Linked DNA regions of Homo sapiens: regions 1 and 2 are each linked to region 3. Evidence: chromatin contacts called from ENCODE Hi-C or POLR2A ChIA-PET data. All regions are on one chromosome and are shown on one strand. Each heading gives the region's core, a stretch centred on a gene start or an enhancer-like site at or near the end of the contact. The rest is flanking DNA. Distances are from core to core; before and after follow the strand shown.

What was found. Hi-C counts contacts between places; a loop is a spot of excess contacts on that map. ChIA-PET counts read pairs that join two places held with the same protein, here RNA polymerase II (POLR2A). Pooled maps may share reads with other maps.
Region 1: a map of HCT116 shows a loop between it and region 3 (5-fold over the local background). The contact joins two enhancer-like sites. A Hi-C loop is called at or near these places in 1 of 168 maps with a recorded cell type or tissue (HCT116), 1 of 37 single-sample maps with no recorded cell type and 12 of 50 pooled maps. POLR2A ChIA-PET finds 5 or more read pairs at or near these places in 1 of 52 experiments (activated naive CD4-positive, alpha-beta T cell).
Region 2: a loop to region 3 is called in a map with no recorded cell type, with 10 times the contacts of the local background. The contact joins two enhancer-like sites. A Hi-C loop is called at or near these places in 2 of 37 single-sample maps with no recorded cell type and 7 of 50 pooled maps.

What each region holds. Positions count from the first base shown.
Region 1 is chr13:99,655,164-99,660,075 of GRCh38, reverse strand. The region is part of intron 1 of CLYBL (citramalyl-CoA lyase); the gene reads right to left. Among named protein-coding and RNA genes, the nearest start is that of MIR4306, 15 kb to the right of the region's middle. RefSeq lists enhancers at 318-833, 1,714-1,763, 1,774-1,863, 3,764-4,912. Within about 2 kb of position 2,100, at least 29 of the 41 ENCODE cell types and tissues checked have a DNase peak (open chromatin) inside an H3K27ac peak, as active enhancers do; they include HCT116, where a contact is called at or near this core.
Region 2 is chr13:99,540,557-99,544,901 of GRCh38, reverse strand. It overlaps TM9SF2 (transmembrane 9 superfamily member 2), which reads right to left. Exons shown (of 17, transcript NM_004800.3): 8 at 4,109-4,188; 9 at 3,235-3,343; 10 at 907-1,039. Among named protein-coding and RNA genes, the nearest start is that of LINC01039, 34 kb to the left of the region's middle. RefSeq lists an enhancer at 1,592-1,651 and a silencer at 2,002-2,071. Within about 2 kb of position 1,966, at least 7 of the 41 ENCODE cell types and tissues checked have a DNase peak (open chromatin) inside an H3K27ac peak, as active enhancers do.
Region 3 is chr13:100,391,898-100,396,680 of GRCh38, reverse strand. The region is part of intron 19 of PCCA (propionyl-CoA carboxylase subunit alpha); the gene reads right to left. It overlaps LOC124903201 (a long non-coding RNA gene), which reads right to left. Exons shown (of 2, transcript XR_007063854.1): 1 at 3,966-4,783; 2 at 239-3,828. Among named protein-coding and RNA genes, the nearest start is that of PCCA-AS1, 87 kb to the left of the region's middle. RefSeq lists enhancers at 3,612-3,906, 3,175-4,374. Within about 2 kb of position 2,425, at least 6 of the 41 ENCODE cell types and tissues checked have a DNase peak (open chromatin) inside an H3K27ac peak, as active enhancers do; they include HCT116, where a contact is called at or near this core.

The DNA.
Region 1 (4,912 bases), core at 851-3,350, 740 kb after region 3:
GTATTTGTTTCTTTTTCTCTAAGAAGCTCAAACACCTGAAAATAACATCGCTATCTCCTCTCTGTCTCCACAGGCAAGGGAAGTTTTTTTAAAAATGCGTGTGTGGCCTTATTATTAAGTTTTTTAAATCCAGGTGATATTATGCCCAGAAATCGCCCCCTGGTTCACAGAAGAGAGACTGCTAACGCCACCCAGGTCTGTACAGGAGGCCCCTGCCCAGAGAATGCTGCTTTATTTCCACATATCAATTATTTATGCCGCCAAACAGGTTTTTGATAGAATCCTAGTGGTTTTAATTGGCTTCTGGTGACTATTACTATATAATACCTTTAAAATATCATCTACCTTATGATGGGAAAATAAAACTATGCCAATATGTAAGTTTCAACGGCATGCATTAATTTTTAAACTACTCCCGGATGTTTTAGGATTTCCTGCCAATAAAGAATAGGGCATAGTATTCCTGGCATCATTAAATAAATGACTTTTGCCAACATCAACAAGCAAACAATAGAAAACAGGACTCCACCAACAAATGAAAAGGGGGTGTCAAAAAATTCAAGCCTGGCTTTTTGCATATGTAGTGAAACTGAAGGCACTTCCCCAGCAAGTATTGAAATGCACAGATAAGAACACAAAAGGCCTTGAAGTGGTTTGAAGGGTCGCAATTTGCTATTAAACACAGCAGATGGAAACCTGTGAAAGCCCACTTAACGGAACTTTTGAATGCTCCTGTGTGAAATCAAGAGTCATGCACAAGTTAGGGCAATCACTGATTCTACAGTTTTTTAAATTGCACTCTCAGTTTGTTAGAGGAGAAATACACACACACACGCATATATATACATATATATATATACACACACACACACATAGCTTAGAGGATGATTTAGAAGAGGAATACTAATCCCCTCTCTGTCAGAAATTAAAATGCAAGGGTGAATAGCATGCAACTAAGTACCAGCAAAGAGTAAATATTGGTTATGTTTAGGAAAGAGCATAAAAACAGATGTGATATAAAGTTAGACCTTTCACTTCAAAAAATACTAAGCAACTAGTTCTTTGCCCCTGGGGGAAAAATCTCTTTTAATTATGTAAAAAGTGAAGAGACGGTAGTAGGATTCTTTACCTTTGAATACTAAATTAGGAAACAGCAGCATCAAAGGCAGGCTTGATCTGTTTTGCCTGAAAAATTAATAGGCTTTACAAGTCCTTTGCAATGGAGTCTAGGATTGCATAAAAAAAGAGGCTCTGGTGACACCAACAGTCCCAGGAACAAAATGCAGCTGTGGAGGCGGGTTGGGGGTTGGGAGAGGGTTTTTGTTGTTTGGTTTTGGGGGATTTTTTTTACTTTTCTTTAATCAAAATGGATAAACCCGGCTGCCGAAACTCCGCAGAGAACCTGCTCTGCCCGAGGCTTCCTCCCCACCCCACCTCCTTGTTCCTGTCCACACCCCGCCCCGCTGCCTGTGGCCGAGGCCTGTCGCCGGGCTGGAGGGCCTAGCTACCCCAACTCCGCGGTTTCAAAGCGCAGAGAGTTGAAAGGAGGGGAGGCCGGCGTGGGGGAGAGGGACACAGGAGGAAAGGCCTCAGTCAGAGTCCCCGGCAGCCTCGGGGTTTCGCGATGGTTCCCTCCTGGTCCCTCCTGGAAGTGGGAGGCGGACCCTGCGCTTTGCAGCAGAAACTTTCTGGGAGCCTGGAAGACTTGTCACCCAGTCCGCGGTCTCTCCAGCAGTGGGAGGAGCGCTGAAGGTGGTGATTACTATCGACAAACCTAAAATTCTTTCTCTTGAGAGCTCCCACACTATTCACCCCGAGTGGGCCTGCGGATGAAGCTGCTGGTGCCAAAAAGGGTAGGAGGGGGCGCCATGGCAGTCCCCTGCCGGCGGCCCCTTATGAAACCGGGCCGGTTGCTCTGCAGAGCGCACGCAGGCGGCCTTCTGCTCGCACATCGAACTGGCATCCTCGTCTTTTGTCCATGACGTCCCTGTGCCCCACTGCTGCAGCCGAGAGGGACCGCGGCACCAGCGGGCAGGGAGGGCTGGCGCGCCCCGCCAGGTCAATAGCAGGAAACTCCGAAGGCAGGGCGAGGAAGGCACGGGCTTGGGTTCTGCCCCGGACTGCGAGGAAACATGGAGACTCAGGGCGAGCAGCTCCTAAGGAAGCCGACTTGGCTTCTGTTCCTGGGAAAAGCGGATCAAGAAACTCGCTGAAGACCACTATTTACAGATGAGCCACAGCAGAGCTGCTTAATTCACTCAATAACAAACCTTAATTGCTCAAAACAAAGCAGCTAAGTCTCTTTAGAGTGCTTCAAAGGCCCTTCACATTGTAACTTGCAGTATAAAATGTATGCAATATTTCCAAAAAAGAAAAAAAATTCAGAATCAAGGATAAAGTTAGAACTTTACCTTAATCTTCTTTTAAAGAGTTTTTTTCCCCATCTCCCCCTCTAATTAGGTCAAAATTTAGATGTTATTATGATCTAACTACAATCTGTTTATTTTACTGCCTTTTTAAAAGAAAAGAGACATTTGTGCCTTAATCCTAAAAAGCCCCAAATCTGAATTTAAAAGAATAACATTATTGGACAATTATATGGAAAGTCAAGAAAGATTTTTGAAAGAACTATCAAAAGACAATATTTATATAGAATTCAAGCATTAGCGGTGAGCCTGACACAGCAAAACCATTGTATTTTCCACTAGTTTTGTTTTGCTCTATACAGCTGTGTTTTCACAGATGCAAAGCCATGTGTCTCCACCAAAAGGTTTAGCCCTCCCTTCAGATGTGAATGCGGATCAAAGGTTCAAACGCAGAAATACAAGATCCTTTTCCCTTTGGAACATGTTTTTATTTTTCTGCAGTGGCTGCAAACCAGAATTTCCATCTGTTGTCCTTCTGCAGTATACAGGTTAACCTTAACAGTGGGGCTCGGAGCACTGTTATCTCAGCTAAGAAGTGCACAGATGAAGCACGTCTGCATGTACCATCAGAGCAGCTCCCCAAGATGTCCACGCAGCTAAGACAGAATTGAACCAGGCAGGAGCAGAATCCATTTTAGTTGACATATAGAAATTAATTTTCATTTCTGTGCAACATCAGAACGGATGATGAATTTAAGATGGGGTTTTGCTTTCACACCACATGCACCTTGGTAAAGATAACATCAACCATGATTTCCTGTCTGTCCCTCCTCCTTCCTAGAGCCAGCAGTATGCAATAAGACATTTTGCATTTGAATCTCAGCTTGCTGAAAATTCTCTAACAACAGAAAATGATTTGATAAAACAACTCATTAATTTTAAGTATCTTACAATTTACCAACCCATAATTTTGAATGGAAATTTTAAAAAAATTTGTTACCTATTAATCCTTTTAATAACTCATCCTCTCAATTTCCATTTCTTTATCAAACATACCCTCAGAGTGACTGAGAGAGAAACAGGTTTCTCTATTACCTACTCTAAACATGGATTTACTGCCATGTAAACATTGGCTTAGGAGAACAGTAAAAATGCGGCAATGCAGCTAACAAGGTGGGAGGCTTTGAAGGTATTTCTGCCAGGTTTTTAAGGTCACTAAATGTTAAGAGAAAAATGAACTAGAGAGGAACATATATATATACCTATCTGTAGACGATCAAGAGAGGTTAGAGGGACAAATGGCGGGATGACAGATACAAAGCTTTGGCTAGTTCATGGGGAGATTTTACAGAAGCCCAAAGTGGAAAGTGCCGTGGACCCGACTGAACACCAATGTGTGAGTGCCATCTAGTGGTCTGCCTAGAACTGCACCCTGGTCTACTCCCTGACAAACACGCCACCCTAAGGTCTGGGGGTTCTCCACCCCATTTCTCCACCGCATCCTGGCTCATTCTATCACTCCCAACCCTTCTATCCGATTACTGTACCTTTTCTGCTCTAATTACAAATAAACTAAAAAGCCAAAAAGCCTCAGAAAACAAAGCAGGAAGAGTGATAATCTCAAAGGTGGGGGTGGGTCTGGAAAAAAGGAAAGTGGCCTCACAGGTCTCCCCGCGAGACTGTCACAGAGCTGTGCAGGAAGGCTTAAAAGGGCTGGCTCCAAGACAATAAGGAATCGTCTTGACCGCACCTGCGAACCAGACTAAATGAAAAGTGCGCCCTGCCGCCTACACATGCCCTCTCTGTCCTCAGTATGTTAACCTTTCTGGGGGGAAATAATTAACTCGATGACTGGGCAATGGTTCACTCATCAATATCTCTTCCTAGGTGCTCTGTAAAGAGTCAAGTCCAATGTGACGTAGGTGGAGCTAGTGTTCATGATGTCAGGCCATCCCTGCCATCTGACTCACGGGCACCCAGACAGGGCCACGTCATCAGCTGACACCAGGTCCCACAAGCAAGGCCCACACAGCTTCCCAGGCTTCAAATACTTGCTCTGATTGTCAGCTTCATGGCAGATCAAGCCACCAATGTGTTATTTAGTGGGATGAAAGAGGACGCCACCCCAGGCTCTGCCAAGCACACCCCCTAGTAGCGCCCCTCCAGCCACCAAGGTGGCAACACAGCCTGGGAGAAAGGCCAGAGCCCACTGACTTGCATTTCTGTCCCAGCAACTAGAGGTTGCTGAGCTGTCTTCATTCCATGAGTCACACCTTTGCATGTGGGCACGTGAAAGAGCATACATCATCTTGCCAGTAACGAAATGCAACACCAGGCCAGGCGCAGTGGCTCACGCCTATAATCCCAGCACTTTGGGAGGCCGAGGCAGACAGATCATCTGAGGTCAGGAGTTCAAGACCAGCCTGGCCAACATGGTAAAACCCCGTCTCTACTAAAAATACAAAAATTAGCCGGGCATGATGGCAGGTGCCTGTAATCCCAGCTACTTGGGAGGTTGAGGCAGGAGAATCACTTGAACCTAGGAA
Region 2 (4,345 bases), core at 717-3,216, 850 kb after region 3:
TAAGGAACATTTATTTAAAAAAAAAAATTGTCCTAGTTGGCAAAAATTTAAATACAATTTCTGAAGTCGCTGAGGTAGCTCAAAGAAGAGAATCTTTTTATGGAGGAAGGAAGGTCTTTCCTACACACTCGCTTTCCCTAGAGGAGAGAGATCCTGCTTCCCAAATCCTCCCCAGATGAGAAGGATCTACACAGTGCTTCCTGCCCCATCCCTTCTTTTCCCACCCTCCTCCCTCCGTGGAAGCCAAGAATATCCTGGAACCCTAACCAGACTGTGCCTGCCCACGATGCCTGGGTAAAAGAGACCCTAAATGGTCCCAGTTCTGGGCTGTTTAGACTCAGATGCTGATGGTCTTAAGGACCTGTTCATCTCCAGCCCAGTGCCTCCCTGACAAAGGCTTGGTCTAGGAAGAGCTGAAGGGAGAAACCAAGAGTCAGTCTTTGGGTGCAACTAAACCTGCCCCAAGTCACTTAGATTTTGAGAACCTAAAGGATGCTCAGAAATAATCTGGCTTACCTACCCACTTAGAAAAACTGTGGTGTTTTTTGTTTTTTTTTTTGAGATGGAGTCTTGCACTGTCACCCAGGCTGGAGTGCAGTGGCGCAATCTCAGTTCACTACAACCTCCGCCTCCCAGGTTCAAGCTACTGCCTCAGCCCCACAAGTAGCTGGGATTACAGGCACCTGCCACCATGCCCAGTTTTTGTATTTTTAGTAGAAAGACGGGGTTTCACTATATTGGCCAGTCTGGTCTCAAACTCCTGACCTTGTCATCCACCCGCCTTGGCCTCCCAAAGTGCTAGGATTACAGGCATGAGCCACCATGCCCGGCCAGAAAAACTGGTTTTTAAGCAATTACTGTATTTAGAAAGTATTTTCTACTTGAAAATTTTCAGTTAACACTTACATAGAGTCACAAAGGTCATAATTAAAATCTGTGTCCCGGATCCTAGAAAGACTGATAGCAGCATCCCTTTTCTTGGAGGACGGAATATATCACCATGAACAAGTTTCCAGCCAAATTCTTCCTGGGCATCTTCCTAAAAGGGGAATGAAATCAGTTCGATTGTCTCATGGTATCAACAAGACAACTATAGACAGTTTGTTCACTGTTGAATATGCTGTTACAGAAAACAGGTTTTTTTTAAACTTAAAAATGTTAGTACCTATTTCAATTTTGAAGAATACAGCTTGACTCATGGAGCTTAATATGGCTTTGCTGAACTGTCTTATATGTCAGTTTCTTAAATTTATGACATTAAGGTCTACAAATATACTTATTGAGAAACTTTACAAAGACAATGTGATTGCTACCTAATTCTACTCTAAGTCAAGCTTTGTGATCTGACTTGATGACGATTTTTAGTCACATTCTATCCTCTTCATCCTACTCTTAATGATCTCCACAATAAGCAAATGGCATTAGCTCTCATATTCTAGCTACTTTGCTAATACAGTAAGCATGGATGTAAACATTCATTGAGCACCAACTATAAGCTCGGCTCTGTTTAAAACACCAGATACCACAGTGAGTGTAACAGAAAAATTCCTACTCTCAGGAGTACATGATCTCATTGGGAAGGCAGACAATAAACAAAATAAGTCAGGAAAGTATACTGTACATTAGATGGTAATAAGCGCTGTACAGAAAAACAGGATGTATGGGTGTGTGCAGGACAGGATGTAACATATGTGATGGCTGGGAGGGGTTCAATGGGAAGATCACATTTTGTAAAGATCGGAGGGAGGTAAGGGAACTAGCCATGTAAATGAGGGGCAGACCTTCTTAGCAGATAAAACAGTGAGCTTCGTGAAGGCTCTGAGGTGGAAACCTATGTCTGCCTGGTCTGAGGAACAGCAAGGTAGCCGGCACAGGTGCAGCAGAGTGCTGAGGTAACGTGGGGCCTTAGAAGCCACTGTAAAGCCTCTGACTCTTGCTCTGACTGAACAGAAGTCCCTGGAGGGCCGTGCTCAAGAGTGAAATGATCTGACTTCTGTTTGAGCAGTTTCACTCTGACTGCTGTGCTAAGAGATGGGAAGTAGGACAGGGTTGTGGAAGCAGAGTCACCACTGGCCTGGTTCCACATGGCAACGCTGTGCAAATTAAGATAAAACTCCATTAACAGCAATTATGTGGAACAGCCAATTATAAACAGAGTATTTTAAAATCATTTTAATATTTAATAAGACATAAAATCAATAAAAATCATAGGAAAGAGACTATAGAGTACAAACGTTAAAAGCTTATGAATATTCATATATATTTTCCCCAATCAGAACAGGTCAGAGAGGTTGGGGGACAGGAGGCTGAAGAAGCTGGGGGAAGAGAATACAATAAAAACCTGAGTTTTTTGCATTCATTCCAAATTACTGTGATTCTTGTGAAAATTCTTTTATTATGCTGCCATGAAATGAAGAGTAGAAAATGTGTAACACTGTGCAACTTAAAAAGTTTGAGACTAAAGAGGCTGGAACATGCAATTATTTTAAATATATCAAAAGGTTGAAATGATACAAATTTGTTAAGATTAATTTTAAAAAATTAACCACACAAATAAAAATTGCTTAGGAGTTATTCCATTCAACTTTGTGGTTTCACAAACAGGTATGTGTCAGGGATGGAGAAACCTTACAGAGTTGTAACTGTGCACCTACACCCCACGCTGCACCAGTCCATTCCCACACAGGAGGCTGTGAACAGGTCAGCTCCCAAGGCTGTGCTGACTCCATTTCTATTTTTTTTTTTTTTTTTTGAGACAGAGTCTTGCTCTGTTGCCAGGCTGGAGTGCAGTGGCACGATCTTGGCTCACTGCAGCCTCCGCCTCCTGGGTTCAAGCAATTCTCCTGCCTCAGCCTCCCGAGGTAGCTGGGGCTACAGGTCCCCACCACCACACCCAGCTAATTTTTGTGTTTTTAGGAGAGATGGGGTTTCACCATGTTGGTCAGGCTGGTCTTGAACTCCTGACCTCAGGTGATCCGCCCACCCCGGCCTCCCAAAGTGCTGGGATTACAGGTGTGAGCCACCGCGCCCAGCCAAGAATATTAATTCTTAAGTATCACTTTCTTATTTGAAAATGTGAATTCAAGATAACTTTTGAGAAGAATTTTTTTGTTTTTGTTTTTGTTTTTTGAAGAATGTTTTAAAAGCAGATTCTAAAGCTATTATTTTACCTTTTTGCAAAATAACAATAAACAGTGTCCTTGGCAGACTAAAGACTAAAATGTTTCCACTTACCGTAGAGTCCATCTGATTATATCTAGCAATATCTTTGTGCAGTGTCCGTAACATAATCATAGCTACCATTCCAGATAAGAAGAGAACAATGACCAGGGAATTCATAATGCTGTAGAAATAAGCACATCATGAGTAATCTGTAGCTTAATCCTAGGAACAGTAAAACTCTTTTAAAAACTGTTTATTGAGTAACATTAAAACAGTCTTGATCAAAATCAAAATGAAAGCTATCTGAAATCCAACAAATTCAATGAACTGTGTTCTTTCATGTTTCCCTCCAGTAGATAAATAACATTATATACTTATCATAATACAGTTTCATAGTCTGTTTAGAACTAGAATTTTTTGGTACATGGTCAATATTATGAAATAACTACTGTGCCCAAATCACTGCCACAACAAAGGACTGGCTTGTGCCCTCAAGAAATTTACTGAAGAACAACTTTACTCAGTAAATTAGTGAGTGTCAAAAAGATCAGACAGCAATAGGAAAAGGAGAGTTATGGCAACATGAACAACTCTAGATAAAAGTTTTGAATCATGTTTGAAGGGGATAATAATAAAGTCATAGCAACAACAGCGGCTTCTGTTTCTGAACACTCTTATGTGCCAGACAATGTCCTCAAATATTCTGTCCCATGATGTCCTTTAATCCTCACAACAATCCCATAAGGTGGGTATTTCTAGATAAAGAAACAGACGCTGAGAAATTAAGGGACCTGCTGTGACTCACAATCAGTGGCTGAAAGCCAGGATTTGAACCCAAGGCCAGACTTTTGAATAAAGTAGAGAGGATTTGAGAGTAAATGAGATGTTCAAAGGGACAGAGGGTAGAAAAGTAGAAAGCAAAAGCAGGCTAACTCTGTACTCTTACCTAAACCACTGAATGTGGGTATGAGGCATAGACTCCAGAATATAGTCCCATCTAGACGCCCATCTGATCTTATCATCTTCCTAGAGGAGATTAAAAAATCTCTTTAAGTAAACATCTGCTGACAGCACATTAAGAACAAAAAAAAATCCCATTCAAAGCTTGTCCTTCCATTGAGTCAACAACTGCAATTTCTAAATTATCTAACTTTGGTTAGTCCTGAGATTTGGAGAGTTTCAG
Region 3 (4,783 bases), core at 1,176-3,675:
TTGGCACATTTTATTTTTTGTCTTATTTTTATTATATAGATAAGAGGTTTCTATATTGCCCAGGCTAACCTCGAACGCCTAGCCTCGGCTGCTTATGTGCCAGGACCACAGGCCTGGGCCACTGTGGCTCCCTTTTGTCTTATTTTTAAAACTTTCCAAGAATTTTTCATACAATGGAAAAGAACTGCTTGCAAAGTAAAAGCTACTTTAGCTTCTTTTAAAAAGCAAAATATCCGTGTTTTAGAGGGAAGAGAAATCATTTCTGGGGTGCTTATTACATCAGCCACTGTACTAGAGCCTTTATATAAAATCTCATTTAATTTTTACAAAAACCCTGGAGAATACTATCCCTATTCTACAGATAAGGAAAACTAAGGCTAAGAAAAGATAACTAACTTCTGCTGGATTCCACAGCCAGCAGGTTCAGGATTGGTATTTAAACTCAAGTCCACCTGCCTCGTGACCCTTGGTTTTCCTCTATGCCAACATTCAGGTAAACACCACTGCTGCAGTGGTTCAGGGAGGCTAAGTAACTTTTCCAACTTTACACAACTGGTAAGTGACAGAGGTTTCTCTATCTTCAGAGACTATTGTTTTCAGCATAACGTTAAATTATTGTTTCTCTACCATCCCCTTAGGTAACTCCAAACTAAACCTTGTGGGTAAATGCTGATGGTAGATAGGTTGATTTTTACAAACTAAAGATAACAGAGGAAAACTATGATTGCTTGTGTCCCTATATCCAAAAAGACTGACGTTTCTTTTTTATAAGACTGCCCACTCTGCATGATAAAAAACGTGATTGCTGTGATTTGTTACTTATTAACTTCAACTACTAGAAATAGGGCTCCCTAACAAGTTGTCTTGCAAATTGATATAAAAGATAATTACCAAATGTTCTGCCTTCTGAGATTCTATATTTCTACCAAGATTTTTAGAGCTTTTTCAACAAATAAAAACATTACAAAATCATGGAACACTGTACCAAAGGCAGAACCACTAAAAGAATATTTAAATCACATCCATAATTTTAAAAAATTATTTAATTTACACAAATGTAATAAAATATTCCTGAGCCACACCCATAATTCTTTTAAAATTAGGAACTCCACAAGATAGTCACAAGACATAAAACACACAATCAAGAATACAGAGATGGAAACCTAATTGTATATTGGCCCTTTCCGTGAAAACTTTTTCTGACCTATTGCTATTATTGCTCCAAATACATTTTTTAAACTTTTTAAAGCCTTTGTTGATTATTTTTAATCTCTTCAATGGTGGTATATCCCTTGCCACTGAGTTTCAGAAATTGCCACAGTTACGCAGTGCTGAGTCTGGTGAATAAGATGGAAAAGATCAGTTATGGCTAAGAAACAAGACAGAAATATAAGCCTACAGATTCTACAGACTCTTGGATGGAATATGGAAACAAGACACCAAAATAATTTGTGGGCTATATTACTATGTGTTTTCAGTGTGATCTGTGGCTTTGGGATAATTTTAAGCTTGAACAGTCTAAATTAATTTTGTCTTTCCTTAAAGGCAAAGAATAATTAGAAGTCTGAAATTTGCTTTTAGGATTTTTATACAAATCAGGATGTTAGAGCAAAGAAAGTTTTAGATATGCAAACCTGTGCCCATGAGTGTACAGCCCCAAACCCCCTCAAGCATTTCATCCTAAACACAATGCATGAACGGGATTCTGGGAGAGATCACAACCCCCTGAAATGTAATTAGAATCACGGACACAGAAGATAAAAGCTGCCTTGATGATGGAGCACGTCAGACCCTGGACACACAAACTGGAAAGACAAGAAAGCAGTTTTTTCAGAGTAAATTGAAGTAGCTATTCTAATGAAATGTGAAGGTTTAGGGATAATTTAAAAAATATTAGTAGTAGGACATATTTTTTAAAAAACATAATTTTACTATGAAGGATATATTTCATTCTTTCAACATATTTATTGAGAAGCAGACCTGACCTGTGCACTGTAGGCAAAGTGAATCAAAATGCAATTACTATTTGGGTCATGGTAACCCTTGTTAGTTGATTCACTTTGTTTTTGTGGTTAATATAAGCTTCTGAAACAAACAACTACCCTGTTACCAGATTCAGTTACTGGTTTCTATCTTATATTTTGGGTTTAGGGAATTACTCAAGTTTACGCCTATTTTCAGTTCATGCCTCTCATAAGCAAAATCTGCAAACACACAGCTGCTGTGATAGTCTGACAGAGATCCATTCCACAGACCTCTGACTGCCACCAAGAACCAGCGCTGATGCAAAAGGAACCTCGCTGAAGAAAGCTGTGTTTTCTTAATAATAACAGTTGTATAAACATAAGGTCTTCTCAGTTAAAGGGAAACCAACATCAAAAAGCAGTACAACATAGAACCCTAAACCCCTCTTTCTTTGAAGAAACCCGTTTGAAGCGAGGTGTTTCTAGTTATGGATGAATGAAATGAGAATTCAGTTGCAACAAACGGACATCCAGTTCTACGAAGGACTAATTAAATCCATCTGAGAAGCTGCATCTCAAACCGCCTCACACATTTCAAAGGAAAGCACTCCTCTGCCTTTTGCTAAGACATCAAAACACTCAGTCACAGCTGACGCATACAGAGGCTCTACAACAATGTTATTTTTATGGACTACAAAGCTCCACAAAAGTAATGTTAAGAGTTTGCACTATTTCATGACTAAAAATTCAGAGTTAAGGCAGAACATTTCTATGTATCACTATCTGAAATTTCTTTCCAGCCTCCAACTAGTTTTGTAGATCTTCTACCTGATCTCAAAACAAAAACAAAACAGATGCATCAGTCTTTAATGTGTTTCATATACTTGCTAAGTAGAAGTGGTTAAAAAATTAATCAAAGAATTAGTCCTAGTTGCACCATTAACTTTTTTTCCTTATAAACAAAACCAGGATTTTGATGTTCAATTAAGACTCTTGAGTAGGCAGGGTCCGGTAACTCATGCCTGTAATCCCAACACTTTGGGAGCCCGAGGTGTACAGATCATGAGATCAAGAGTTCAAGACCAGCCTGACCAACATGGTGAAACCGCATCTCTTCTAAAAATACAAAAATTAGCCAGGCACGGTGGCGGGCGCCTGTAAACCCAGCTACTAGGGAGGCTGAGGCAGGAGAATCGCTTGAACCCGGGAGGCAGAGGTTGCAGTGGGCTGAGATCACGCCATTGCAATCCAGCCTGGGTGACAGAGCGTGACTCCATCTCAAAAAAAAAAAAAAAAAAAGACTCTTCAGTAGTTAATAAAAGCCAGCAGAAGCAGCTGCTGAAAACTTTAAAAACTTGGTTTGACAAAAATACTCCATTTAACAGCCATTTTTTGGCCTTTAAAGTGGTAAAAGAAAGTTATATTCAGAATTTGGGATATTATCCCAACAGGATAATGTGGTGTTAGTGTCTATCCTCCCAGGATTTTCTGCCTGTCATTGGTTATGGTGAGCTCATATAATCATATTGAGCAATCGTGTTTTTTTCTTAAAGAACGCTATTAAATGTGACACAACCCATAAGCAGGAGAAATTCAATTCTTCAACATTTTCTTTTCAACATACATAGAGAGACATACAACTAACACCATCCAGATGGTTGCTAACATTCAGAGTTTCTTCCCATGGCAGAAGACCTTAGTAAAAAGAGAAGCAGGAGCCGTCAGGAGGCCCCAGGCTTCTGGCTTCTCTCTTTACTTACCAAGTAACCTTGGGTGAGTCACTTGACCTTCCCTGGGTGAGTCACTTCCCTGGGTGAGTCACTCAACCTTCTCATCCCCTCTTGCTGTTAAGTGAGGAGTTGCCCTAGGACAGCCAAATTCCTGTAAGTTTTGAAAGTCTGTGACTTTTTTCTCCAAATGTGAATTCATTAAAACGCTACATGGATTCTGTTTGGAATCCCACTTATCAGTTATTCACACAATGGAAACATGGTAACTTACCACCTCTCTGCTACCTCCTCTGCCCCAAGGAAATTTCAGGCATTCCATGACAGTTTGGTAAATTAACTCCAATTCAAAAGTTTTCAGGTCACAGGAAATTTTATAGAAGAGATTAAATTTCTGGAAATTAACACACTGCTACATTACTGACAGAGAAAAAACTGTGAAGAATAAGGCAGATTTTGTTGACCCTTCAATTTTAAAAAGAGTAAAAAATGCCTATGCTTTGATATTTGAAATCACATTTCCTAGGTGCTAAATTTATAAATAAAATCATTGTTTTCTTTAATCACAACAAATTAAACTAGCAAACACATTGACTGAATTTTGATATCCCATTATGTAACTAGTTTGTTAAGGTGTATGAAAGGCAATTGTCAACGCATATCTGCCTGTATTTTTTGGAGACAACATTCTAATTTATTAAAGAGTTTCCATGACCACTAGGGAAGCAGTTTTTGGAACTCCTTCCTTCCCGCTTCACTGTTCTCTCTCTTCCTTCCTTCCTTCCTTCCCCAACTCCTCTACCCTGCCCCCAATGAATATTTCCTGAGAAGTACAAGAAGTGTGACAGTGAACAAGACTAGGTCCTTGCCTTTACAAAGCTCCTATTTTAGTGTGAAGAGGCTGAAATTAAACAAGTGGACAAAGAAATAAACACGAGAACTCAAGTGCATGATAAGCACAATGATGGAAATGAACACCATCTTAAGTGACTAAGGGGTCACTTAAGAGACCAAAAGCTAATTCTGCTTCCAAATATAAAAACACAGAAGACAAAACAAACAGTAACAATAACCCAAAAAACCTCTCATTCA